Linked DNA regions of Homo sapiens: region 1 is linked to region 2. A link is a loop called in an ENCODE intact Hi-C map of the cell type or tissue named here. Cell type or tissue: PC-3. All regions are shown on one strand. Links, peaks and the distances in the headings refer to the core of each region. The heading gives the core; the rest is flanking DNA.

What was found. A loop is a pair of places that touch in the nucleus more often than their neighbours do. Peaks named below come from ENCODE experiments on the same cell type or tissue, not always from the same donor. Only the 100,000 strongest peaks of a DNase experiment are listed, where the experiment ranks them.
Region 1: it touches region 2 in a loop (3-fold over the local background); 3 of 110 quality-filtered maps call a loop at or near these places.

The regions. Positions count from the first base shown.
Region 1 is chr2:8,189,297-8,206,920 of GRCh38, reverse strand. All of the region lies in intron 7 of LINC00299 (long intergenic non-protein coding RNA 299), which reads left to right. Among named protein-coding and RNA genes, the nearest start is that of LINC00299, 130 kb to the left of the region's middle. RefSeq lists enhancers at 12,775-13,350, 17,209-17,624. In PC-3, for the core only: no CTCF peak of the experiment used is centred there; no DNase peak of the experiment used is centred there.
Region 2 is chr2:8,303,961-8,315,400 of GRCh38, reverse strand. The region is part of intron 2 of LINC00299 (long intergenic non-protein coding RNA 299); the gene reads left to right. Among named protein-coding and RNA genes, the nearest start is that of LINC00299, 19 kb to the left of the region's middle. RefSeq lists enhancers at 5,825-5,964, 11,304-11,440. In PC-3, for the core only: no CTCF peak of the experiment used is centred there; DNase peaks (open chromatin) are centred at 8,210 and 8,690; H3K4me3 peaks cover 1,556 bases; H3K27ac peaks cover 2,116 bases.

The DNA.
Region 1 (17,624 bases), core at 8,091-10,590, 110 kb after region 2:
GCCTGTACACTATTTGATCTACGTACAGTTATCTTACTGACAAGTCTCTTTTCCAGATCTGCACAGATGTAGTAAAATGACTTTTGTTGTATCTCAACATTTCTTCATCCCTCATCTCTTTTTTAGAGATGTTGCCTGATATATTAAGTAGGTCTATTTGCAAGTGAAAGGTGTTTAAATGCAACTGTCATATCTGCTGCCACTGGAAAAACTTGGGTTATTCCACTTGAATTTTAATGATGTTTTTAAATCTAATGTACATTTACCAACTGATAGTGATGACCAAGATGAGACCTGAACTGTAGGATGGAATTCTGGCACATTAGATTATTTGAACTTTTTTTTTTTTTTTTTGACTCTGATGTCTATTATCTGATGTGTGATGAGGACATCTCTGAACTTCATCATTCACAGATGATTCTGTGATTTTTACAATAATGATACTCAGGTTCAGCTGAAAAACATTTGAAAACACTGTCCCAAGCCTCAGTTATTTGTCTCTCTTTACCTTTATTGGAGTGTACAAGTTGATCATTTTTCAATGTTTCTGCCTGAATAAATCAAAGTCATCAACCTTTCTCCCTTTGGGTTTAGTCAGTTACCTTTGCTGATTCTTTGATGGCAGCACATGCTGATATAGTTCAGCAATATCTGGAAAGGTGGCTGGCATACCCATTCTCACCATCTCCTATGTGAGAGGCAGCCAGGATGACCCCGTGTGAGGAGGAGCTGTCCTTGCTCAAACACCATGCCCTGCAGCGTGAGTGGCTCTCCTCTACTCTCCAGCCACTGGGTTTTCCCACTCCTGGAGCCAACATTCTTGAGCCACTAGAGGACACCAAGTGCCATGTTTAATTACATTTTCTCCTTTCCTCAATGTCTACCCTGGCTTTGAGGACAAAACAAGTTTGAGTTTTATTGTATAGCATCAGTGAATAAATGGATAAAGAAAATATGGTAAATATACATATTAAAATACTATTCAGCTCTAAGAATAGTACTAAATCTTATCCCATTTGCAGCGACATGGATGGAACTGAAGGTTATCATATTAAGTGAAATAAGTCAGGCACAGGGATATTGCATGTTCTCATTCATAGGTGGGAGCTAAAAAAGTTGATTTCATGGAAGCAGAGAGTAAAATGATAGAGGCTGAGAAGTGTAGGGGGGATGAAGACAGGTTTGTTAGTGGGTATGAACATAGAGTTAGTCAGAAAGAATAAGTTCTAGTGTTCAATAGCACAGTCAGGTGAATAGAGTTAACAATATTGTGTGTGTGTGTGTTTATATATATATATATATATATATATATATATAATGATTATTATTATTTGAGATGGAGTCTCGCTCTGTTGCCCAGGTTGGAGTGCAGTGGCACGATTTTGGCTCACTGCAATCTCTGCCTCCCAGGATCAAGAGTTTATCCTGCCTCAGCCTCCTGAGTAACTAGGATTATAGGCATGCCACGAAGCCTGGCTAATTTTGTCTTTTTAGTAGAGACAGGGTTTCTCACCATATTGGCCAGGCTGGTCTCAAACTCCCGACCTCAACTGTTCCACCTGCCTTGGCCTCCCAAAGTGCTGGGATTACAGGCATGAGTCACTATGCCTAGCCACAATATATTGTATATTTCCTAATAGGTAGAATAAAAGATTTGAAATGTTTCTAACACACATAAATGATAAATGTTCAAGGTGATGGATATGTTAATTACCCTGATTCGATCATTGCACATTGTGTGTGTGTATCAAAGTACCATATGTACCCTGTAAATATGTACAATTATGATGTATCAATAAACACACACACAATAAACTTGTTGTATGCCTTTGTGAACCAAACTCGAAATGGAGTTTAAGAAGCATATTTCTAGGATAAAACCAGAAAGGCTATTTGAAAGTCCCTGAAGAGAAACTTGGCTTTGAAACAGCTTCTGCATTTTTCTACTTCCATATAATGTGATGATAACATTTCCCTCCCATGATTATGTGAGAATTAAGTGTAAAAGCTGACACTTACTGCATGATGATGCATCACGAGTACTGCCTGAAGACCTTTAGTATCCACAACAACTGACATGTTGTGTTGAACACACTCATACTTCATTTGATTGAATGGACTTACAGCCTACCTTACTGACACAGAGACCCTCTTAATAGGGAGCTTTCAGGATGTCCCCTGACATTTTATGGTGATTTATATATTTTAAAATATGAACCTATAGTTATTGCCTCAAAACACTTTAAATAAAACAAGCACGAAGTGGTTTTTTTTTTTTTTGTAACTGTGGTCTCTTCATTTGTCAGATTATTTGTGAGTCAGCTCACAAATAACAATTCACAAATTAGCTCACAAATAATTCACAAATCAGCTCACAATTAATAATTCACAAAGTAGCTCACAAATAATAAACAAGCTATGAATCCATAAATTCATAGAATATGAATGTAGTAATTCTTTAAAGAAAAGATTCTTAAAGTTAGAAAGGACCTTAATCTTTTCTCTTAAGCCATTTCTAATTTGAAGCAGGAATTAGAATCTGTCGTTTTCAGGCACTGCTTCAATACATGCTTCATTCTTGTATTCGTTCACTCAATGAGTATTGACTGTGCATGTACTATATCCACGTGATTCGTTAGGCACTGGGTAAAAAGGTCCCTAAGAAACTTAAAATCATGTGAAAGAGCATTTAAAGGTGGCAGGACCTACATTGAGTGTTGTCATGTCTAATGCTTATTGTCTGCTTATTCTATGCCAGGAAATGTTCCAAGTCCGTTACCTGGACTCATTCATTTGATCTTCATAACAAATTGGGGAGCAGGGTATTCGGAGTGCTGAACTCTCCCCATGCCTGTTCTACAGCTGAGGAAGGGGAGACTCGGAGCAATTCACTGCGACAGAGTTCCCACCCAGGCAGCCTGAATCCAGAATCTGGGCTTTTAATGAGGATGCCATAGAAGTTGCTAGAACGTAGTGAAGAAGTACCCAATTCAGCAAAGGGGGCTGGGGGCTGTGAGCTGTCACAGCTTGCTTCTTATAAGGTGGTAGCCAGAAACCAGGTATGGGGAACATGCCTTATACAAACAGGGCATTGGCCTTGGGTAGTTCATGAATGTATTCCTGAAAAATAAGGAAACACAAAATGAAAAGCTTCCAAATGTTATAAAAAGAGGGGAGGAAGGGAGTGCGTGAGAGGAGCCCACAGAACAGTACCCTGTGGGGAGATAAGAGAGCAGTCAGTGAGAATGGCAGGTTCTCTTTCTCATTTCCGTGGCGATGTCACTGAGACATATGCTCCAGCCGTTTCCATTCCTGCCGTTTGCCAAGATCCACCCGCTCCGCCCACCAGCCCCCACGCAGGCCGTTCTCTCCGCTGACGCCCTCACCCTCCTAGCCTGGCGACACTGTCCTCCTCTCAGCGCCGTTTCCTGGGGAGCAGATCCTGGCCCCACGACTGCGTGCATCCCTCCATTGCACATTTTCCTAGCACCCGCGGGTTTTCCCTCCTAGCATTCCCTGTAACTGTCATGAAGTCACTATTTGCTAAGTGCCTGTTAATAGACTGACTGGTCCTTCCTCCCGATTCTGAACTCTATGAGGACAAGCGCTGTCTCTCCTTTGTTGACCACTGCCCACCTGTCACCTAGGATAGGGCCAAGTTCAAAGTAAGTGCCTGCTGTCAGTTGGAATGTGGCCCCTCCGCACATCCCACCAAAAAAAAAAAAAAAATGAAATAACAAGAAAAAGAAAAACAGATATGTTAGAGTCCTAAACCCTGGCACCTTAGAATATGACCTTATTTGGATATAAGATATTTACACCAAGTTAAGGTAAGGGCATTAGAGTGGCCCCAATCCAGGATGACTAGTGTCCTTCTAAAAAGGGGAAATTTGAATACAGGCATACACACAGGAGGGGGCCATGTAAACATGAAGGCTGAGATCCGGATGATGCTTCTATAAGCCCAGGAACACTGATGGCGGCCAGCGAAGCACCGGGGCTGGGGGAGAGGCCCAGGACAGAGTCTCCTTCACAGCCTGAGAGGGAACCAACCCTGCCCACACCTTGATCTTGGACTTTTGGCCTCCAGACCATGAGATGGTGCATTTCTGTTGTTAAGCACCCGGTCTGTGGGACGTTGTTGTAGCAGCCCTAGCAAGGCAGCATAGTGTCTTCTAACTATTTATGGGATGCAAGAAGGAAGAAATGATGGGTGGAATCACTCAGCCCTTCCCCTTACTTAGAATAAGGGTGCATAGTCAATGTTTGTTGCTAATGCGATGCTTAGCCCGTGCCATGATTGTTTGTTTGTTTGCTTTATTTCTCCTTGTTAATTTCAAAATCAGAAGAGTTTAACTAACTTTAGCTCTCAAAAACCCCAAAATGATGTCTAACCTCCACAACATTTTGAATATTTTTCACCCTGCTGGGTTTTTGACCCGAGAGAAGGAAGCAGAAAAAAGATTGTGGTGTCTCCTGAGACCATGTGTGACACCAGGTATAATCATCAAATCTCAAAAATCACATATCGTAGAACCAGCATGCAACTGTAAGGGGAAAATATGAGTCATCCAAGCATTTGCGATGATCTTGTCATGCACGGATTGGTACCTGGCAGGCTTAGTTTTCTCTAGGATTTCTGCCACCAACTGTCACTACATACTTTTCAATTTGCGCTTCCCCATCACTGCCAAGAATGAAGTACCTCCATGCGACTTGTAATTACCGAACTGCTCCCACCACCCCCTCCCCAAATCCCTGGAGGTTAAATTTGCACATTCTGACAAAGTAATTTCTTGATTTTGTTTTCTGTAGGAATCATTGAGGGTTTACTGAACGAGTGCTATTGTAAACAGAGTCAGTGTCAACACCAGAAAGTGCTTCCTGATCTGGCAGTTTAATTGCTCTCCTGATTTCCATGCTTTTCACTCTTTATGAAATGTGACGTTTTCTCTACATCTTGTACAAATACAGGTATGAAAACATTGGGCTGGTTTATAAGTTAGAGCTAAAGTCTAGTTAAATGGCAAAGGTGATTTTTGCAAATAGATACATAGCTTTTTTAAAGCCAGCTTCGAGGTTTCTCAGGCATTCCTGAATGGCTTGAGATTGAGGTTCCAGGAGGCAGAACATCGAGGGAAGGCAAGGGATTCTCTGGAATGTTATTCAGTGGACCTGAGCACTCAACTGCCACTTGAAACGTTAGTTTGTCGTTGGCCCTTTGGCCAATGGCACAAGTACCTCGGCTGCACTGGGGGCTGCCTTTCAGCTACATTAACCTGCTTTATAGTTCATAACGAGCCTTGGTGATTGAAGTCCACATAGCCACTGTGGGTTCACCTCTTGTCCAAGACACAGGCATGTCTCTCGACCCCCTGACCTCCCATTCTCTGAGTTCTTGCTTTGCCCCCTACATCTGTTCTGTATCTTCAGATTCCCACCTCTGGCTTTTCCCTGGATTCTTGATCTCAGCCTGTCAGCACACTTAAATGTACACCATCCTTAAAACAATAAAACAAAACAAAATCCTTTTAACAAGACTCCTCCTTGGAGGACAACCCTCTTCTCTCATTTCCTTTCTTGCAAAAGCCTGCACAATGGACATGTATCATCTTCTCTTTCCCACTTTCCATTCACATTGGCTACTACTCTGCCACCTCCCTGTACCTGCTCTCATTAAAGTAACCACTGTTTCTCTAATTTCCAAACTAGGAGGCTGTCACTCCTCATCCTCCTTGGCTTCTGAAGCACCTAACAGTGTTGAGTGAGCAGCTATGTGCTGAGCTAAGACAAGGGAGTTTGGTAGCTAGTAAAAGGACAAATGGGTATCCGAGGTCAATGAATGGTTCTGAGGTCAAGTATAATTCTCTGCTGGGAATCATTGACAGACTCAACTTCATCTCTTTTTCCCTGAACTGGCAGTTATTTTAGGATTTGTACTCATATCTTTCTCTTCTCTTCTTCATTTTCTTCTCTCATCTTATCTTCTCTACTTACTTATATGTTCTTCCTGGGCGACATCATCATTTTTTTTCCAGCTTCAAGTATATCTTGAATTCCAAATCTTTATTTTTACTAAAGCCATTGGCTGAACTATAAACCTATATTTTCAAATGCTCATTGGACATAACTCCAGTAAAGTGTTATAGGCATTTCACCTTAACACACAAAAGGAACTTGATAATATCTTTAAGTTTGTTCCTCTCTTTATATTCCTTTTTTGTTTGAGATGGAGTCTTGCTCTGTGGCCCAGGCTGGAGTGCAGTGGTACAACATCCACTCACTGCAACCTCTACCTCCCAGGTTCAAGTGATCCTCCTGTCTCAGCCTCCCAAAGTGCTGGGATTACAGGCATGAGCCACCATGCCCAGCCCCTGTCCTTATGTTCTTCATTTCAGACAAATGGCAGTGCCACTTTCCAGTATTCTAAGCTAGAATCTTGCATATGTCCCCAATTTTTCTTCTATTTTATTTCTTACCTTCAATGTCATCAAGTTTGGTCAATTCTTCCTCATACACAACTCTTAAAAAATTCATTGTTGCTTTTCCATTTGCACTGCCATAGTTTTGGTTCTGCCCTTAGCATCTGATATGGTTTAGCTCTGTGTGTCCACCCAGATCTCATGTTGACCTGTAATCCCCATGTGTCAGGGGAGAGACCGGGTGGGAGGTGATTGGATCACGGGGGTCGGATTTCCCCCTTGCTGTTCTTGTGATAGTGAATGAGCTCTCCTGAGATCTGATGGTTTAAAAGTGTGGCACTTTCCCCTTCACTCTCTCTCTCTCCTGCTGCCTTGTGAAGATGTGCCTTGCTTCCCCTTTAGCTTCAGCCGTGATTGTAAGTTTCCTGAGGCCTCCCCAGCCATGCAGAACTGTGAGTCAATTAAACCTCTTTTCTTTATAAATTACCCAGTCTCAGGTAGTTCTTTATAGCAGTGTGAGAACAAACTAATACAGCATCTCTAAGGCCCGATAACCAAAACCTAGTCCAGCACTTTTTTCCTCAAGGAAGTGCAAATCCCTTGGGCGTCATGTTCAAATGTGGATCCTGACTTCGAAGATCTGTGTGGGGCTTGAGATTCTGCAATCTGGCAAGCTCCTAAGGGCTGCTTCTTGTTCCTGGACCTCACCCTGAACAGTAATGACCTCAACAACTACTACCCTTCTCTCAGGCCTCATTCCCTCTGCCTTACCACTTGCCCACCCTCTGTTCCACCCCAGCCTCCACCCTGCACACCACTCCTGCACTCCCAAGTCATTCTCTATAATCGTGACTATCTTCTAAATTCTTAAAGTGGAAATATGATAATGTCACTGTCCTGTGTTAACAGCTTTAATGGGGGTCCCATAGCCTTCAGGATAAAGTTCAAGCTGCTTAATAGGAGATGCAGGGTGACTTTGATTATCTGAAATCCACCTGCGTCTTATCCCCCATGCCCTCTCAGTCTGCAGAAAATGTATGCACTTTTTTTTTAAGAGAAAAGGATCAAATAATGTGCTGGATTCTCAGAGTGTTATTTGGGTTTGAGAAAGAGGAATGACCACAGTCCTTTCTGCATTAGGAATTTTTTTTGTTTGTTTTTAGAGTATGATTCAGAGACCAATTTATTCCCAAAGAAAATTGCCATTACATCTATTAAGTTTTTATATTAAAACATTTTCTACCAAGGGATGACTGTCACTCTGAGCAACTGTGCCACTGTGAATGCCTCATGTGTCAGCACAGCTTATTATCTAGCTCTGAGCAGAATGGGAGTGCTGCTGAATTAGTCTTGAGGAAATTTTATAGATGAGGAAGCAGTAGCCCACATAGATTAGACAATTTCCCTGAATTTATAAAACTCAGACAGTGCCAGAGACTAGACTAGACCTTGAATCTTTGGGACTCTTGTCTAGTACTCTTTGCACTGAACCATGAAACACCATCCTTCCTTAGCAAGGAAAGATGGGGTCAAAGTGAGATGTGACAATGAGGAAGTGTGGCAAGTTAAAGCAGCAACAAAGCTACATGCCTCAGCTTCTGGGGTTCTTCCTTCTTCAATATTTCACTTCAGGGGAAGATGTGGCAGTGCTTAGATGCTAACAGAAAAAACCAGGAGACACAGAGCTGGTGTGGCAATGCAGAAAAGGCCCGTGGATTGTGGCTGGAAGAGGTGGCCAGGAGTGCCAAGTGTCAGGGTGGTGGCCTGTAAGCCACAGGTAGGGGAATGTAGCTTCGTAGCCTGGTGAAGAGGGGACAGGGCTGGGGACACGTCCAAGGAGTCATGTTGGTTGCATTCCAATATTTTGCTGCACTGATGAAGTGACAGGGAAGTGAGTTTCTGCCCAGCATTGAGGAATCACTCACAATTCCGTTGTGCAGGAATGAGAGAAGACGCACTGTGCTGTGGGAGGCGTTGCTCCAGGACTCCAGCCGAGTTTCCGTGACTACAGAGCATGGATATGGAGGATGCGATTCCTCCATAGTACAGGAGACTGATCAGATGACCTTGGGTTTCTCCTTCTGCACCCATTGCCAAGACCATATGTGCTTAAGTGAGGAAGCTGTGAATAAGGGGTGCTTCCCTCATGGCCAATTCAGGGATCATAGATGTAGGTGAGGAGGTACACGGATGACAGCCAGGATCAGGGAGGGCATTTTTAACCAGGCTGCCTCCCCCGAATCTGCTCTAAAGATGGGACTATTTTCTCCGTATTATTTTATAGGATCTTTTATGGCTAACTCATCTTATAGATTAAGCCAGTTGTCAAAATGTTTCTGTAAAGGGTTAGAAAGTAAATTGTAGCCTTTGTGGGCCACAAATTTTCTGTGTTAACAACTCAACCACATTGTTGTAGCACAAAAGCAGCCCACAAACAATCTGTGAATGGATGGGTATGGCTGGGTGTCAATAAAACTTTATTTAGTTTTAAACAAAACAGACGGCAGGTAGAGTTTGGCCCAAGGGATTAAATTATCTTATGGAACAATTGGCTTTGTATTTAATTTGATACATTGGTTGAAAAACAGAAAATGGATTCTGCATGTATTGATTTTCTACAATGTGCATCTGACTATATGTGTTTATTTGTATGATCTTTGTTAGTCCTAGAAATAAAAAAGGCTTCCATGTGAGTGCTAGTTTAGGCTTTGGCTAATGTATTAAAACATTGCCTCAATGTCTGGTCAATCTTGGTCAAGAGGACAAGGGCTACTTCTAGTTCCTGCAAGAGGCTTCAAAACCTGCCAGCATGGTGAAGGGAGGGATATGTGGATATGTGTTGACTTTCAAAGCTGTAAATTTACTATCAGGATTATTCATCTTTAAAGACACTGATTTATCTTTTGGGGACATTTTTAAAATGTCAAAATAAATAGCACTTGACATTAAAAAAAATAGTATTGAGCACTCAGAGAGGGTGAGTAGGAGAAGCATCTGGACATGTGGAGGCTGGGTTCCTGGTACCCCCGTTCATTACTCTTTTTGGAATGATGGCAAAAGGTGGCCACCACTACATCTTTGGATCTGTTTAATCTCCAGCTGTGAATATGTGATCAGTCATCTCTTGGACAACAAAAGACTTTTCCCAGGATGAGCAGTGATTTCCATGTGGTTGCAAGGGCTTTATATATGTGCGGTTCTGACAGGGTTCGGCCCTGATGATGTCATCTCTCGACTTGGTGTGACTTACAGTGAGCATGATTCAATGGCTTGCAAAGGAGATCCTGCACTTACCACTTCTACTATTGACTTTAACTAACTTATTGTCTTGGGTGAGTTGTGCCCCAGTTTTCTTCCTAATAGAAATGAGGAAAATAATACTTACAAGTTTGCAAAGCTCCCTGAAATTTCAAGTGTTACATACTATCAAAGTGAAAATTATTATAATCCCTTCTCAGTTGCTGCCTTCTATTTACAAACAGCTGACTTCTGCCTCCCACTTCTGGATGAGACATAGAACCAGCACCCAAAGCAGACTCAAAAGTTTTTAAAGGAAACGTGTGTTCCATGGAACATGGAAAATTAGGAGCGCAACTTTCAGAGTGTAAGGAAACCGAGATTACCTGCTGCAGACGTTTCAGGCTATTTGGCTAAAATTCCTTCATGGATGGCAATGTATAGGGTGAATTTAGCTCAGCAAATAAACACTTTTCAATTCAAATGTGAAACTAGGGAGCTATCTAAGGCAAAACCGTTTTTGAAGAATCTTTATTCTCTGTAGTTTCTTGGAATTAAAATTTCTTGAAAGAATTTTATTTTATTTTTATGCATTTTAAAGCACATCATTGCAAGTACATAAAATCCACCTTCAGAATCCCCACTTCCACCATTTTCAAAATGGATAGGGCTGGCTGAGCACTGGCATGACATTCGTGGGGGTTTTCTAAGTTGCATTCTGTCATGTGCTTGGTGAAATATGGCAAAGCATATGGACGGTGGGTGATTCATCTCCATGTAAGATTTCCTGGGAAAAGCTGGGATGCATTCAGTTTGCAGAATTTCCCCCACGGTAACCCACTGAAGCTTTTGCCTTAATAAAATGGAAGTATTTGCTCTTTCCAATTTTCAAGTGAATGATCCCCCAGTGTGCTTTTTAAATGAATGTTTTTCTCATTTTTTGACTTTGTGTGACCCCCATCTCCTTTTCTAGTCTTAATCATGAGGGCATCACCCAATTCAGGCAGCTGGAAGGGGTCTTTTAGTTTACATGTTCAGTGGAGGTGCTGGGGACCAGTATCGAGTCTCTTGCAGTTATAGGTGTCCCTAAGTGAAAGGACATTATTAAAACTGGAAGAATATTTCAACAAATATATTGCAGCATATAGCTTAGTGATGGCAGAAGGTAAATATTTAGGCAGCACAAGCTGTTGATTGCAAAAACTAATTCTGTGGGAGATCAGGGTCAAGTGCACATACTAACAGTCTTTGATTTACAAGCATTATTCAAAAATCGAGCTTAATTTACAAAATGCTAAGTGGTCATGTTTGCTCTTGCCTTGAAGTACACATCTTTCATATTTGACTTCAAAGCATCAAAGACATGACTGGAAGAAGCTTGAGATGTGGAAGTTTTTCACAACAATATGAAAATGCAAAAAAGCAGAAAATTTTTCTTTAAGTAGTTTGCTATAATTAAGCATTTATTTTACATTCATAAAATGCAAAATGGCGAACCATTGAAAATTGTTTCCTTTAATTTGTTTACTTTTAAGCTTTAAAAATGTTTAATGTCAGAAGAATTCATGCTATTTGGTTCAATGAAAAAATCAGGATACAAATATGTACACTATGTTTCCATGTCTATAAATTTATCAGCAATATGAGGTTAAGCCATATGAAATTGCTGTTTTGTATGTCAAAATGTGGTTTGATATAATATCAAATGTTTCAAACTATATGGACAAGAGAAAAATGCACACACACAGAAGAGAAATACCAAAAGTTTGGTATGATGATTATAGACAACTTAAATATTTTTTCATTTTCTTATCTATACTTTCTAGAATAAATGTGTATTGCTTTTTTATAAGAATTTTTTTTTTTTTTTTTTTTAGATATTCCAGTGGCAAACCTTTCATTGCAAAAAGAATGGGACCAGGAGTTTATTCATACTGTTTGTCAGTGAATTTGAGGGTTTTTAGTCTCTGGTCTCCAGAGTTCTTTAGAAATTACCAGACTTAGTGAAAACACCTTCCCTTTCATGCCCTTCCCTTCTTTTACCTAAGTCGACTCCCCCAACTTAACTATGAGACACAAGCATCTGGCCCTAAGCAGGTGCTCAATCGATACTTGTGAATGATTGGAGGAGTGAATACATGATGGGAAGAAGGATTAAATAAATATTATGCAATACTTTCTGAAGTTTTGCTGATTTCCTCCCAATTGAACCAACTGGCTTGTCCTAAGAATAGGCTGTGGCTGGATCATAAGTCCATATACAGGTAATGTTAAGAAGAAAATCAGGCCTACAGAAAAAGACAAAAGCAAAAAAGACCTCCAATTTAGTTTAGAAGTCTCTTTGCAATTCTTTTGGATAGGATATTATATACCAGGGTAAAAGTCACAGCTCATTATGAATTTCTGGAAGATGTTAGCACTCCTGGCCCCTTACCATAGAGCATTTGGAAACAGCTTGACCTACAGGGCAAGTGAAGGGTGCCTGGCCTGGGCCCCTACTCCACTTTTGGGTCCTCCAGAGACTTGCGCGCGCGCACACACACACACAAACACACACACACACACACACTCAGAACTTCAGCTGTTAAGAGAAGCACTTAAAAATACCCCTTCCCAGGGGTAAGTGTTAACGATATTTTATATGTCCAGTTTTCCTTTCAATGACTATTCACTTCTACTTTGGAAGGAGGATGGAGGGGAAAAAAGATAGAAAGGGAGAAAGAGAGGAAGGAAGGAAAGAAGGGAGGGAGGGAGGGAGGAAGGGGAGAGGAGGGAGGAGGATGGTGGGAGGAAGGAAGGAAAGAAAGAAGGAAGGAAGGAAAGAAAGAAGGAAGGAAGGAAGGAAGGAAGGAAGGAAGGAAGGAAGGAAGGAAGGAAGGAGTAAGTAATAGGAAGGGAAAAAGAAGGCAGGGGGAGATTTTTAGCCATGTGAAATCGTTCAGTCTTTTCTTTTCGCAAGTGGTAGTAACAAAAGTCCAAAGGGTAGATATTGATTATTTACCAGGTCACATGATCGATAGAGTATTATTTCCATCCTGTGATTACCTCTAGGTGAGGCAGGCCAGCCTAGATGGTTCTAAGCCTCTGAGTAGAGCATGTCCTGAAATTAACTTGAATAACCTAATTTCTGCCTTCAAGTCGATCTCTTCCTACACACTGTGCTAAGGGCAAAACAGAAGTGAAACAAGAAAGATTAACAAGATCTGTGCCAGCTATTAGAGGAGAAGTCATTGTTTGTTCGCATTTAAGGAGAAAAGGACACTATTTGGCAGCGTGGGGTGCCTCTGTGCCGGCTGGAGCTAATGATCGTCGTCAGGATTGAGCTGGGAGGCAGGTGCCCATCGCCTGGCCCTGACTGCTCTTACTGACAGGTGCTAATGGGAGGGGCAGGACACAGCTGCCTGAGCAGGAATCCCATTATCCTTTGCTGAGTATTGATTCGCGCTGTGGGATGCTTCCTTTCTGGCTGTGTTAATTTTCACAATGCACATTTACCTCGTCCTCGGCACACAGAGAGAGTCAGAGGTGCTTGGGGTAAACGTAATGGGCTCTGCCTTCCAGTCTGCAGAGGTTTTGTCTGTTGGGATGTAGGCTTTCTCTAATTATAGTGCCTGCTTGGGGACGAGGTCTGGAAGAATAGCTTTGCCACTAACATAATTGCCTGAGGTGCATAGCAAATTAATCTAATGACATGAGGTGCATTTGGAAAGTTGGGGTATTTTTTGCATCCATAAACAGTAGTTCTTATTTTAAAACTTGATGTTTTGCACAGAAAATTCAGGAAGTGATCCAACAGTTGAAATCTTAGCCATCTACAGTCATCTGAAAATGTTCACTCTCTTCTTTGTTTACAATTAAGCCTTCTAAAAATTTTTTAGAGCTAATTTAGAGATGATCTGTGCCTTTGGCCATGTTCTGGAATTTAGTGGTTTGTGTTGAAGGGCAAAACATGGGTGGGTTGGGTTTATTGCAGTTAAAATTACTGAGTCTAATGTTTAAAGATGTATTATCACATAGATAAGGCAGATTGTACTCGGAAGAATTACATACTGCAGACTCACCTCTGGGAACTAAAGCGGCATTCCAGTTACCTTCCCTAACTCTCCCTAGCATCAGCCAGTCCATATCATTTACAGAATTTCTACTTGTTAAAGAACTCCTTCTTATTTTGAGCAAAATCCTGTATTTCTATAGATTTTATGTGAGTATATATATGTGTGTGTGTGTGTGTGTGTTTTGTATGAAGACAGTGACATGTTAGGTAAGTTTAAGACCATGTTTAAATATTTGTACATTTAGTTTAGTTCTCGAATTGTCCCAATTTCTTTCAGCTTATGTGTCTGCTTTCTTAGGATACAGAAAGTGTACGAGGACTTACTTTTGAAGGGATGCTAGTCACATTGGCTGCTTTTGTTTTCCAACCTCTATCTGGTCGTTTCTCTGTGAGTATTCCACCCTCAGCATTGTGCTTGTGTTTCTGCATTAGTGATGGACTAGGGCTCTTTTGATTCCTTTATAAAGACAAAGTGATACAAAGCAAGGAGAGATGGGCCCAGGACCTTGAGAGGAGGCTGTGCTAGCCCTGCCAGCTGTGAGTTCTGTTCTCTGGAATTACATCCCTTGTTCATTTGCCCTGCTTCTGCTTAATGAGGTAAATTCATTCTAGAGGTTTAAATATGTAAAAAGCAGATTTGCTAGGGATAGAACAATGTATATGAGAAGGTCAGAAATGTTTCTTATAATGATGGCATGAACTCCTTCCACTTCCCAGAAAGCTCCAGGTATTTCATATGCAACATTTCCTAGCTTTCTGGAAGAGTTCTAAAGTGATCGGATTTCAGCTTTGCACCCCATTCATTCAATTAGGGCTGTGGAAGCAGAGCACGTCCACTCAAGAGCTGGAGGAAGAGCCAGTCATGGATTTGATGATAATGTCTGTGTCTCCCTAGAACTTGCTGACATAAGAGGCCCGTCTTTTTTAATGCATCATATTTTTCTGGTTATACAAGTTATTATGTAGCTATTGCAGGACATTTTAAAAAATGACAATCATCTATAATTCTGCTATTCAAGAAATAATAACCATTGTTACTATTTTGATAATTTCTGCCCATTTCTAATCATATGATTTCTGTATCCTTTTTATCATTTGCTATTTTGCCAAAAAACATTTCCCTACCACATTAAAAACTCTTGGAGGGTAGAAGTACCAATGACTGAGTAACGTTCAGGGCGAGGAAGAACACTGGGGGAGGTTGTTGCATCTCCGTGAACTCTGAGCACAGTGGGTAGAGGAAGGAGTTCTCCAGGGCAGGTGGGAAACACTGATGGACAAGCTTTGGGAGCCTCTTGGCTTTTAGATTTCTGTCCTCCATTCGATTTTATGAAATGGAAGGTACAGCGGAAATGAATGAGGAGCTGTATAGAGTTAGCATCTCTGAAAAAAGACGATGATTGGTGTAAATGGATGGAAGGGAAGTGCACCTAATGGTCTTGAGAGCTGAAAATAAAGTTGATCTAAAGCCTGAGACATGTGGGCCACAGAAGGGCCAGGTCTCTGGTGGAGTGAGTTGTTGAGAAAGAGCTCAGAGGTGATGAACTGAGGTTTAGAGTTCCAACTCTTGAGGCTCAATCTGCTTCCCCTCTCCAACACGATCCTGCAAGTAGATGATTCATTCAAAGATAAATATTCATTAAAAGGCATGAGACCTATGCAAACTTACTCCTATCATGAATAGAGAATTAGAATACGAAAAGTAAAGGATATATATATATATATATATATATAATAGGTATGCGTGTGTGTATATAGGTATATATATGTGTATATGTGTATGTATGCACAATATATGTGTATGTGTGTATAGATAGATATCTCAGGAAAAAATGGTGCCTTAAAGACTAAGAAATATATGAACACATAGTTCTCTGTGGATTCAAACATATTAATGAAAATGTGATCTTTCTGAGATAAGGACTCAAGGAGAAACATAGGGCCTTTAAGTAGAGATAAAGAAACAAAGAAATTAAATGAGAAATAATCATTACAGAAATTAGAAAGTTATTATAAGAAGTTAAAAAAACATACCTGGCTAAAATACATGCTGGGATATAAGGAGCAAGTTGGAAAGACTGGACAAAATGCAGCAGAAAAAGAAGCGCATTGCAAAGGGTTATAGTAGAAAGCATTGGTAGTTAAGGCAGATCTGGGATATCTCATATAATCACAATCCTACCTGGAAAAGAGAAGGAAAAAATCATGCAAGGTAAAAATCTTAAATGCTGATTTTAAATTTTTGAAAATTTCTTAAAAGATCAGAGTCCACACATGGAAAGGCGACATGCTCCAGATAAAACAAATTCAGAACAAAACTACTCTAACATATTTTACTAAAACTAGCAGAAATATTTCTATGGCACACAGGGAAGAATCAAATTTTCCTTAAGGAGAACAAGGCTGGTTAGCCTCAGACCTTTATAGCACTCAAATGTGGAAGAAAGTGGAATAGTATTTACAAAATTCTTAGAGGATGGAAGTACAACTAAAAATGTTTATATGCAACCTTCCTGCTATCCAAGTATACAAAAAACAGACCTGTCTCTTGAGGCGTTTATACTCTGAATACTCTCCAGAGTATATACTCTCAATAGCCCTGCCAGAAAAAAAAAAAAAGCCAAAAGTATGAGAGAACAAACTGTAGACAAACAGAAGATGAAGAGATATGTTAAGGTGAAGGAGGAGAAGGAGTAACAGGAAGAGGGTAAAGAAGAAGGAAAAGAATGAAGGAGGGAAGGGAGGAGAGAAGAGGGGAAGGAGGGAAGAGAAAGGAAAAGGGAGGGAGGATGGAAGAAAGAAAAAAAGAAAAAGACTAGTGGTAACATTGAATTCACTGAAATGAAACATGAGGTTTTATGACCATGGAGAGTATGATTACAGAGTAGGATGCAAATATTACAAAATATTATAATAAGAAATTAAAAGAACATTGAGCTTGGGCAAGGAGAGAAGATGGAGAGATCTGAGGAATAAATAGATGCAAACGACGAGACATAACTGCAACAGAAAGGGTGGTGATGTGCGCAGGAAATGCAAATAAAAATACAATAGAATTGTAAAATTAGTATCTAGCAAGTTTTAACGATAAGCAAAAAACGTGAAGCAAAGATAAATACTATATTATGAAAAAAGTTTACAATTTGTAATGAAGATTAATCATGAACATTAAGGCACCGAATGTGAAAAAAGTCATATGGGAAACTCAACAAAACAAGTAAACTTTAATGTATCTTTGTTAGCTTATGCTGTACCAAATAAATGAAAAAAAGCAAAAATATAGAAGACCAAATAATAATTATAAGGTACATAAAATACATTTGTATTGATGGATCAAATGTCAGGCCACAAAGAAGAAACATTCTGAATGTAGAAACAGTTCGGGTGTTGGCTGAAGACAGTGCTGTGGAAGCTGGAAGTGAGCAGCTGTGGTAGATGCTACTCAGGACCTCTCCATAGTCATTTTTTCTGCTGGCCTTTTTGGTGGAACCTCTGTTTTATTTGGGTGGCAACAGTTGCAGCTGGGCCGCCATCTGACACAATTCTGACCAGTAAGAAACTTCTGGAAAGCTTTTGCGTTCTTGATGCAGGGCTAGCCCTTAATGCTCTCTCCACTTTTGGTTTCTTCCTGCTTGGAAAGCAAATGTGACACCTGGAGGGGGCAGCCACCTTGTGACTACAAAATGAAAGACATGAGGAAAAGTGGCTGCACGCCCACATCTCCAGCACAGCCCAGGGAAGTGATGGGGAGGGGCTTTGTCCCGGGCAAGGCGGCCCAGTCCTCACATGAGTTTAAGGCAACACTGAACTGTGGTTTTCTGTATTGCAGTCGAATGATAACTGGCAGAATAATCCAATGAAAAACAAATCCCTTACAACCTAGAAATAAAACAAAACCTAAAATGGCAGAA
Region 2 (11,440 bases), core at 7,729-10,228:
TAATTTGAAATTTGTGAGTTTAGTAATAAGTAACATCAGAGAAATATCAAAATGACCTTTCCCCCACTGGGAGATTCATAGTTGTTTGGGTTTTTCCCAGGATTGTGTAGATGTCTTGAGATTATGGTAATCATATCATCCTTTTTATACTTGGGGCCATGGTAGAAAATGCAGTTTATAGATGGGTGAGTCTAATGATGCGAAGAGTCTTACATAAACATAAAAACTCAATTCTATTTAGTTATATACTTAACATTTTGTTTTTATTGGAAATAATAAAATTATATGGAGTTGAGCTATTATACTAAATTTTTTGCTATGGAGGCTAGAGTTTTCACAACCCTTAAGTGCAGATAAGTTAGTGCTTAGATGTAAATGTTAAGAATCATGGTACTTTGGGAGGAAATGTTAATTTGGTTGCATTTATCTGCAGCGTCCCATGCTTTTCTTCTGTTTCTCTATCTTTCCTTCTCCATCTTCCAACATCCTCACATGCACAAGAGCACAGGTATGCACACACACACACGCACACGCATTGCCCTGTTGGCCACCTCTCTCCCAAATTTCTATCCTGAAGACCTTCAAAAAGAAAAAGACTAGCCATATCCAATTCCAATATTTTGACCCTGGTACAATTCTAGCACAGGAGAGTCGTCCTGCTTGAGGCGTCTTGCCTTATCTCTTAACCACATAATGGCTGATTTTATGTCTGAACTAGATTGGAAACTTTAGGGGACAGAATTGGCTTTTGGAAGCTTAGCAAACAGAGCTTCAGCAAATAATTTGTGAGTGAATCAGTGAAAGAATCACAAATGCACTGTCTGTGAATGAGCTCCGGGTTTCAGATGAATGTGCCCGCTATGGACCCTAGCGTGACATGGGCATGGCAGCACTGAGGATCAGGTGCGGGTGCACATCACAGAACACCTCACGAACACAGGCTCTGATGACACAAAGGCTAGTTCACTCTCTCTGTGAAGCTGTGGATGGCTGGGTGACCGTGGCATGGTCACCCCTACTCAGGCCCCTCCTGTCTTATTCTTCAACTATCTTAGCTCATGGCTTGCTTATATCTCAAGGTTATCTCATGGTCAAGATATTTGTGGGTGTTCTAGATATCACATCCATATTTCAGAGAGCAGAAAAGAGGAAGAGGGAAAAGAGTGCCACTCCCTTCCCTTCTGCTTTCATGAGGCAGCCCCCGCCTTGCCATTTCACCCCCACATATACATTTCATCTTGCACAGCCTTTGCCAGAGCTCAGATGGCCACACCCAGCCAGAGAGAGGGTGGTAAATGTAGTCTTTCCAGTGGAACATCCGTAACATTGAATAACATATGCCATGTTCTAGGGAGGCAGAGGGACTGGCTATTTGAAGATATTTTGCAGGATATGTCATAATACGTAACCTATTCCTAGCAATAGTACATGCTTTAAAACAAGCAATTATGATAGCTTTAATGAAACCACAGATAAATAATTCCCATATTTTATAGAGTGCTCAGGTATTTTGAATTGAGAAAATGATTTGAAAAAAAGTATTGTGTACTGATGCCCTAGACTAGAGAGCCTCTATCTGTCACTGTCCCTGTATAAATTCTCAGCTGTACTCAGGAAGACTAAGTGGTGATAAATGCCTCAGTTGTGGGCTGGTACTGTGGCAGGTCCCTGAGTTTTCTAGCATTGGCTATTGGATTAATGGTTTGTCTTTTATTGAGCAATAGTTTGTTGTGATTTAAGGGTGCCATGCTTACATTCTCTTATCATGTATTCCCTGGGAATCTAATTTGTAAATAATTACTTGACAGAAACTGAACTGGCTGGAAAATTCTGAGTATGCAGAGGCAGAGGCAGGCCCCTGGGAGGGGACTTCAGCTGAAAGGCTGAGCACCTGAATGGTCTGACCACAATTTCTCATCTCAGCAGTTAGCAGCTAATAAGGTCCCCTGTTAAAAAAAAAACAAAAAAACCAAATTCTCAGGCTCCAGAAGCAATGGACACGCTTAGCTGGTCATTAGCAGCCGTGGCTAGAGCAGCTGGCTTAGGTGGAGTGCTGATGAAATGATTTTCCCTTTCACCTCTTCACACCAGAGAATGTGGGGAGGACAGTGTTGTTCTCTCTGTATACAGAGCCAGGGGGTCTAGGGCAGGAGGGTTGCTATGGACTGAATGTCTGTGTCTCTGCAATTCCTATGCTAAAGCCCTAACCGCCTGTGTGGCTGTATTTGGAGATGGGGCCTCTAAGGAAGTAATTAAGGTTAAATGAGTCATAAGGGTGGGGCCTTGACTTAATCGGATTTGTGTCTTTACAAGAAGAGATAGCAGAGAGCTCCCTGCCTCTCAGTTTAGGTGCACATTTCTGGCCATGTGGAGACATAGCCAGCGGGTGGCCGTCACCAGAAACCAAACCTGCTGGACTTTGACTTTGGACTTCCAACCTCCAAAACTGTGAGGAATAGGTTTCTGGCCTCCTCACCTGCTCTCCCTCAGCAGGCGGGCCCACGTCTTCTGCCTTCCATGGGCCACTCATTCTCTGAATTTTCCATTTCAGCAGTGCCTGATCCTCTACTGGGTGTTCAACACTGGCTGCATTTATGGAGACCACAGACAAAAGATGGAAACAGCCTCCACCGGCATGGGGATCAGGCATGGGGCAAACACAGGAGACAAAACAGGTATTAGTTAACTCGTATTTAACACTGACAATACACCCATGTTCAAGGCACTCAATCCACATGAAATCATTCAAGGCTCAAAATAACCCTCCGAGGGAGGAGGGAGAGGCTGCTGCTGTCCTCATTCTACAGGGAAAGAAAGAGGCTTAGGGGTGTGACGTGGCTTTTCAGAGGACACAAAGCCAGTGAATGGCAGAGCCAGGGGTCACACCTGGACTGTCTGCATCAGGGCCCGCGCTGAGCCAGGTGCCATAAAACCATCTCACCAACATGTAGCTGACAGGTGCTTCTGTGGCTAGAGCCCAGGACCCCACCAGCACACAGAGGAGGCACCACCTCTGATCTCAGGGGCCAACCAGTATCTCCCAGGGGAAGTCAAATCTAAGTGAAGATCTGAAAGGACAGGCAGGAGCTTGCCTCTCATAAAGAATGAGAGAAGGGACTTCCAGACATCTGGGGCAGGGGAGTCCTGGGGTCCTGTGAATGTAGAGAGCAGGAGGTGGGGCTGGGAGGACTCAGGGCATGGGCAGGGGTCCACACCACGGGGAGAATGAAAAAACACAGAGAACCATCACAGGGTTCAATCAGGGGAATGGTGGGGTCACATTTGCCTTTTAGAAAGATTCCCACAGCTACCCTGTGGAGAATGGGTTGGAAGCAGGGTACAATGGGAGGAGTAGCCACTGCTTTTGAGGCAGGGAGACCGAGCAGAAGGATAGAGTCGCATTCCTGCAGATGCGATGGTAGCTCAAACCACAGCTGTAGAGGTGAGTGAAGAAATAGCCCGGAGTGTGCGAGCTGGCTTGTGTCAGTTTGTGAGAGCTGATTATTACACTTTGAGGAACCTGGGAAGCTGGTTATTAAACACAGCCATTATTAAACATTAAATTTTAAAAATTTACAACAAAACGGTAGCAAAAACAAAGGTGATAAATACTCAGATTCATCACTTCCTAATGATTTTGCTATGATCTATTTTCCTGAAGGTATTCTATGCCCCTCCTGTCTGTAGGGTGACATACTATATCACGGTGGCCACTGCCTGTCTCTTCCCAACTCTGCGTTCAGTGAAGTCACGTTGGTCTCCATTGGTAACTTAAAATTTGCTATTCTTAGGTGGGAGTGTTTACAACAAGGAAATTGGCAAACATTGAAAATCAAGTTTTATTTTTTTCAACTGAGCACACCTCTGGATAAGCCACTGCATTCTAGAGATAGAGCACATGGAGGAACCCCATTTATCCTTCCAGGATCCATCCCAGAAGCCTCCTCTAGCCTCAGCCAATAGCCTCTCTGCCCTCCGGAGCCTCCTAACCTGTCCTGCACTTCCCTCTCAACACTGTGGCTGGTGTCAGCCTTTCCTTTCCTTCTGCAGAGTTCTTGATGGCAGGAACTGTGCCTCATTCATCTCTAGAATAGAGGTAGCGTGGATTTGGGGCTCCTTATGCCTCTTTGAAATGAGTGGGCAAGTGACCGAGGGAGTGAGATGGCTTTGCTTTTCGACCTTTGTCTCTGTTCTGCCTTTTTGGGAGCCCTCTCTCACTTACTGGCTAGGACACTTAGATCATGATAAACCCTGAGCTGCTTTCGGCCTCTGAAGCAGCCTGGTGGCTGATGTGATGTTTTACATAAATGTCTGTACAGTTTGATGCCAAAATGTCTACTGAGAAACTACTTCAAAGGGGCTACTTTTGAAAGAAACTACTTTGAAAACGACCTGATAGTTAGCTGGGCCAAGGAAAATGTACCCACTAGCAAGGACCAATACTTCAAACGCATTCTGAAGGACAATTTAAAAGGAGCATCACGTGCCTGGATCACCTTGGGGGAAGTTGTCTTTGAAACTGATCTAAATCAAGGGCAATAGGGCACAAGGACATCAGATTTGTTTGAAGAAAACAGCATCCTGTTAGTCTTGGAAAATAATTGCACAAAGCCACCAGAGTGCCACTTCCTCCCCTCCTCCCACACACCCTCCCGCCACACCAGCCTCTGTGCATCAGGGACCTTTCCAGGCCCGTTTCTGCCTTGGGTGTCACTTTGGTTAACCATTTGAGGGCAAATACTCGGAACGTTGATAAGAGGGTTAGTTAGAAAGACACCCCACTTCTCCTGTTTACTTGTGGGTCACCCTCCTTCTCTGGGGCCCACTCCCCCAGGCTTGTCTTGGTAATTTTTTAGACCCCAGAGGTCAAGAGATCTGAGCTCAAGGATAGGTCACCCCCTCCCATGAGAGCCACGCTTTTGCCGCCATCTGTAAAGTTAAGCTGCTCAGTCCACTTGCCTGTGTCTCGGAGCTGCCGAGAAGTTGGAGGAGTAAATTATGGGAAGCCACCAGGGTGCTGAGCTGGGGTGCTAGTCATTCTCCACGCCGCTTCTAGTTTAAGTCCCCTTGTATTTTAAAGGAGGAACCCTAGTCCCAGCCACAGTGGGCAGCTTGACCAGGCCACACACAGCCACTTTACTGCAGGACTCAGGAGTGGGATCCCGTGCCCTTCTGCTCTAAACTACATCTGCCTTTCTCAGCAACTCTTAGTTGTTAGCCCTGTGTCAGATAAGTAATCTAACAACCAGAAATGATTGCCACCCATTTCGCTATAAATTTCTATCCAGGGAATGCAGACATACCCAGCCACCCCCACCCCATTGCCACCACACGCTCTCTGCCACTTGGTTTCAGATGGAGTAAAAGTCCCCCTCTTTTAACATAGCCATGTTAACCAGGTGACTGTTCTCTCCCTGTCAGCATTTAATATACAGCACTATAAAATCAGAATGCATATGCCCCCCTTTCTATAACTATATGTTAATATATAAATAATATTAACAATTGTGATAGCAACAACATATATAGCACTGACTATGTGCCAGGGCTTATTCAAAGTGACTTGCATATATTACCTCTTGTAATCCTGACAATTCTGTTAGGTAGATACTATGATTATCCCATTTTCATGTGAGGAAACTGAGATACAGAGAGGTTAAGTAATCTGCCCAAGGTCTCATAGCTAGTAATTGACAGAGCCAGAATTGAACACAAGCAGTCCAGTTTCAAAATCTATGTATATGTGGACACATATGCTTTACAGTGTGAAATACTCAAGACCCCTTGTGTTCTGGGTGTTAGGGTGAAAGAAAGGATTGTCAGGGCTCTGATGTGCTAACTTCAGACTCTATCCCACTGTACTGTCATAGGCCTGACCTCAGACGTGGTAAGTTGTCCCAGGAGGCTGGAACAAGACAGAGCAGATCAGGCACAGACATCCTGCCCTGGCCCTGGCCGGGGCTTCAGTCCCCTGCCGGGCCTCCCCACCTCCTAGGTTCCTGCTGCAGCTTCTTCCTTCACACTCTGGCCGTCTCTGCAGCTGTGTCAATGTCCTGTTCCCTCTGCACACTGAGCATGCCGGATCTTGTTGGCTGTCCTAGAGGGTCTGGCCTGACACAGATCACAGCTTTCCTTTTTAGAACACTGCTGCCTTCTCCCGGGTCACCAGTCTTGTCAGCTTCTCAGCTCTTTCCCAGGGGAAGCTGATCATTTACAGGACAGGACCTTCCAAAGCATGACCCGGTGGACCAGAAGTGACCCTCATCAGCACTTGCTGCCTTGTTTCCATGCTGGGTCATTTAGCTGGGGGACCAAAGACATAGACACAGAACTCAGAATTGCAATGCACTCCAGTAAGTTCTAGAAGGGTGCCTGCCTCTTGAGAGGAGGCAAAGCTTGAGAACATCCCTGTCTTCCCGCCACCCTGTGAGTCCCACTGTCCCCTCAGTCTAGCAACAGAGTTGGCCCTCAGTAAGAGTTTATTGGATAAATGTATTCCTGGGTCATCCCCACCTTCCCAGTTTTGCTCATTCATTTGTTCACTCATTCAGTTAGTCTTTTGTTGAACTCGTGTTGTGTGCCAACTGTGTGCTAAGTACAGAAAATACAGACACCAACTTTTAGCCTCAAAGAAACTTCATTCCAATAGGGGAGATGCGAATGTACACAGATCATCATCTTGCAATGAGGTGAACGCAGCAATGCAGACAAGACAGGCATTCAGGAGAGCCAGGCCTGGTGGCAGGGAAGGGCATGGTATGTGGGGGGTAGAGGAGGGGTCAGGGAAGACCCCGCCCAGGAGGAGAGAGAACTGAGAAGTCGCCCTGAGGCAGAAGAGCCAGACAGCAGGGCCCTGAGGTCGGCAGGAGATGCACCCTGAGTCTGCAGGCCGCCTTTCCATGACCGTGCTGCCTGATTTCCCACCAAAGCTTCTTGCTTTGGCTTCTGGGAGATCCTTTGGGATCACTCGGTCGAGAGGGAGGAACAGACCTCCGGAGGTTGACCACCTGTGTCCCTTCCTTTCTCTCCCTTCTTTCTACCGTTCTTTTCACTTGTTGGCAACATTCAAGTGGTCTCAGGAAAGTGGAGCTGCTTCTCCACCCAGAGCCCCCCCCAGAGCCTACGTTCCAATGACTGTAATGGATTCTAAAGGCTTCCCCAAATAAAGGCCATTTCACTACCTGTGAGCTTTGATAAGCGCAGGTTCTTCTAAGGCAACGTGGGCCTTTAGTGCAAGTTTCAAATGCAATCCTCAGACAAGACCATTTAAAAAGGCCTTTAAAATGCAGATAGCCTCCAGAATAGGTTTCAGGCTCCATGTAAATCAGAAGGCACTTGGAAACAGGGAAGCCAGCCTCCATACATCCACCCACGCACCGACAAGGCCCAGAGCCAGCACGTAAGCCTGAAGGGTTGCCTGTGTCTTTAAACTCCAATTACTTGGATGGGCAGGAGCTCAGGTGAGTCACTTCTGAAGCTGAGTCCTTGGGTAACAATCCCACATAGAAGATAAAACCAAATTGGACTTGGATTTCACACTTGATCCAGACTCTTGATTTTATTAAGGAAGCTGAGGCTGGTGGAAGTTAAAAGAAGTTTCGAAGTTAAAGCAACTAGTGAGCGGCAAAATGAGGACTCAGTGCCTTGCCTCACAACCAGGGTTTTCGCCACTACCTTACTTTCAGTTCTCGGCTCACTACAACCTCTGCCTCCTGGGTTCAAGCAATTCTCCTGCCTCAGCCTCCTGAGTAGCTGAGATTACAGGTGCCTGCCACCACACCCAGCTAATTTTTGTACTTTCAGTAGAGACAGGGTTTCGCCATGTTGGCCAGGCTGGTCTCGAACTCCTGACCCCAGGTGATTCGCCTCCCAAAGTGCTGGAATTACAGGTGTGAGCCACCGCGCCTGACCCAGAGCGAACTTTTAATGTAATTTACCAACACTTACGATCACCTCTGTGCCAATCATCGCACTAGGTGTTGTGGGGCTACACTTATATGCCAATCATCGCACTAGGTGTTGCGGGGCTACACCAACAAGGAGTGTAGGGCCTTGGCCTGTAAACATATTACTACAGTCTAGTAGGGGATGAAGGTTCCCATGTATTAAATTGACACACAGCGCTGAGTGGCATCATCACTAAACAGAGAGGTACAGGTAGCTGCACACTCCAAAATGTTCCTTTGAAAAAGAGAATTGAAGCCAGGGCAAACATATCATGCTGAGTGATGGGTACAGAGGGAGTAGGGAGTTCCTGGTAAACATTGTCTCTGGAAATATACCAGAATGAATCACTCTTTTAATATCATTATTCCAGCGATACCTTTGACAATTATTATTTAATTTTGTTTCTAAATCAAACAAAAGTTTTGAGTTGCTTTCTCTTCTCCTTTCTCATTTTCTTAGAATGAGCAGTGCTGTGTAAGATAGTGAGTGTGCACACATATACACACACACGCATTTGGAGTTTTTCTTTCCAACAGAGAGAATTCTGCGCTATAAACTCTCCTTCAGTTAGATTATATACAAGTGTTGACTTTCAATTCATACCTCTGATATGAGTCATTGAGTGCTCTGATTCTTAGTTTATTTGTGCTGCTTTCAGTAAAATGGATTGAATGTGGGGTTATCCAACCATGGTGTGGTGCCTTGCTGCCTCTGACACGGGGCTGATGAGATCTGAGTGCTTGGCACTATCTTACAGGAATGTCAAAATCAGATTTGGTCGGTAGCCAGCTTTCTACCTTCTCTGGAACATGGAGAGAACATCTGGGAAAAAGCTCAACTTATTACCCACAGCCCCAGACATTCCCATACCACCTCATCTCTCAGAACCTGACTCCACCCTGCTAACTGGCCTTGTGTACCGCTTCCATAGCTGACCATGGTCACGAACCTGCTTTAACATCTTATCTTTGTCTTAGAGGCGTTATACAGAATCATGGCTCAATTTTTCAAAGCTCACAACAAAACCACAATATCTATTTCTAAATTAAAAATTCAGATTTCCAGACTTCCCTAGCTACTGTATCTTCTCCCTCTCTTTTGGAGAAATTGTCTTTCAACATCTCCTCCAGAGTTGAGAGTTTTAAACCCATCCTCCGGGACAGGCTTCAGGGGTTCTCTGAATCCTCTTTCACATTCTGTGTAAACTTCTCTGTGTTTATGAGCCTTTGTCTATATTTCTGGAGGGAAGGCCCACCTGTTTATCAGATACTCATAGTGACCCTAAGGCCTCTCATGGGTTAAAAAATCTGTTACAGAGATTTCCCATGATTTTGAAGGCAGAAAGGATCTGAGATAGTGCTTAATTGAAACTCTCATTTCACATACAGGGAAACTGAGGCCCATAGAGATATAATTCTTTTTCTCAGACCAGTGCAACAAGGTAGTGACATCATAGCATGGGAGTCCAGAAGCAAAAATTTGATATTTTTTAAACTTGTAAATACCTTCCATTGTTCCTCATCTCACCTAAGATTGGATTCTGGGAAGCCTGGTAATTTGTGCACAGGGAGTAAGGAGGTTAGATGACTGTCTTTTGGAAGAACTGTTTTTCTCCTTTGCTTTTTTGGTAATTTACTCTGAAAGCTGGTAGGTATTTTATTTCCAGACTTGTTCAGAAAATCCTGTTCACGCTGTTAAAGTCTTTGCCCATGCAAATACCCAGTGCTGTTCTTGGCCAGCAGGAACCGTCACACTGGGACGTTGCTCCATTGTGCGTGTGTGCACGTTTCCAGGCATGTGCGCAAGTGTGCACTTGGTAATGCAATTGCAAAGCAAACTGCAAATGCCCATAATAGGAATCAAGAGAAAAGTCTCAAGTTAGACTTTTGTTTAACACTTGGCTTCCTAGAAGTTTGTAAAGAAGGTGTCTGTTTAGGGAAAGCCTTATTAAGCCTGGATGGTTGCCCTTAGCAAATGAAAGTGTTGACTAAACCTTGCTCTCTGTTGTGAAATGTAAGTCTAGTGAAATTCAAACACATTGTAAATTTACTAATCAGCTGTAATCAAAGTAGAGGGATATAAATACTCCCAGAGGGTGGCTCCCTGTGAGGACAACTGATGAGGTGACTTGGGAGGCCGTGGGTGGCTCTTAGGAGAGTTAAGGATGTCCATGGCCATCCCTGCTCCAGCATGAGCCTGTGTTTGTATGAAAGCACAGACTCCAAAACATCCTAGAAGATAGCTGAGAGAACACCTAGAATGAAACTTGTATTTTACCAGAAAACTAAGCCAAGGTCCCTAGAGAAATGGCTTTGCTTAGGCTTCACACTGTGGCTCAATGGCAGGTCAGAGACGAGGGCCCCACACCTCGGTGTCTAGCCAGGGATCTGGCCCTAGCACCGTGTTGCTGAGTCATGTCGGGCTGCCTAGGGGATGTCGCAGAAGGAGCTCCTGGAGGACACATGCGTTCATCATCTGCTCAAAACTGCACAGCAGGTGAATGGTGACATTGACACATCAGAAAAATAACAGACTGCTTGGAGGGCGACGTGCTAAGCACTTAACGGGAATTATCTTAGTAAGTCTTTACGCCACTGTGATGAAGTAGGTAGCGTTCTCATAATTGCCATTTTACAGATGAGGACACTGAGGTTCTGGGAGGTTAAGAAACTTGCCCAAATGATGTAGTAGGTGGCCAAGCTGGAATTCCAAAGCAAGGATTTGTAAAGATTATGCTAATCAAAACTCCCACTGCCCTTGTCTGTTTTTGTTCTTCCCCTAAAGCATACCTACGTTTTCTTGTCTCAGGGAGCATGATGTGTGAAGGACTTTGGTTCTCATTGGCCAGAGACACCGAGTCCATCTCAGTCTGAAGTCCTGGGATCTGAGATTCCCTGAGTGTGTGGATTCCCTGCTAGGCAGGATGCAGTTTGACTGACGAGTTCCTTTTCTTTTATTTTCTTCTATTTAGCGACTTGCTTTTCCTGATATCCTCTTTTAGGAGGCTGTTAGGCCCCTGGGCCAGAGGCCTTTTATAGCACCCAAAAAATTGCCTTGTAGCAATCTGACAATTTTTTATAATAATTTGGGTCTTATTTCTAAATACAGTAACAATTTGGGGTCTTTTGTGTTATTTTTGTGTTTTGGCTCACCATCATTCAGTTTGGATTTTGTTGTGTGAAGTTCCCCAACTCCTGGCCTATTTCCATCCACCCTTTTATTCATGGGATAAATAGTAACTGTGTACCTACCCCCAGAACCTCCTATGACAAGGCACCCTAGGGCTCAGAGTAAGTTGTCTTCCCCCCCCCCTTTTTTTGACTATTGATAACACAAATAAAGCTGCAATAACTATCTTGGTTGAGACACAGCTTTCTAAATGCTTGTCGATAGCTTGCTGGTGTACGACCTTAGTTTTTACCGCGTCCCTGCCTTGACCACCCATCCTGCCCTCAAGAGGACACAGGGCTCCTCTCTGGGAAGATCCAGGGTT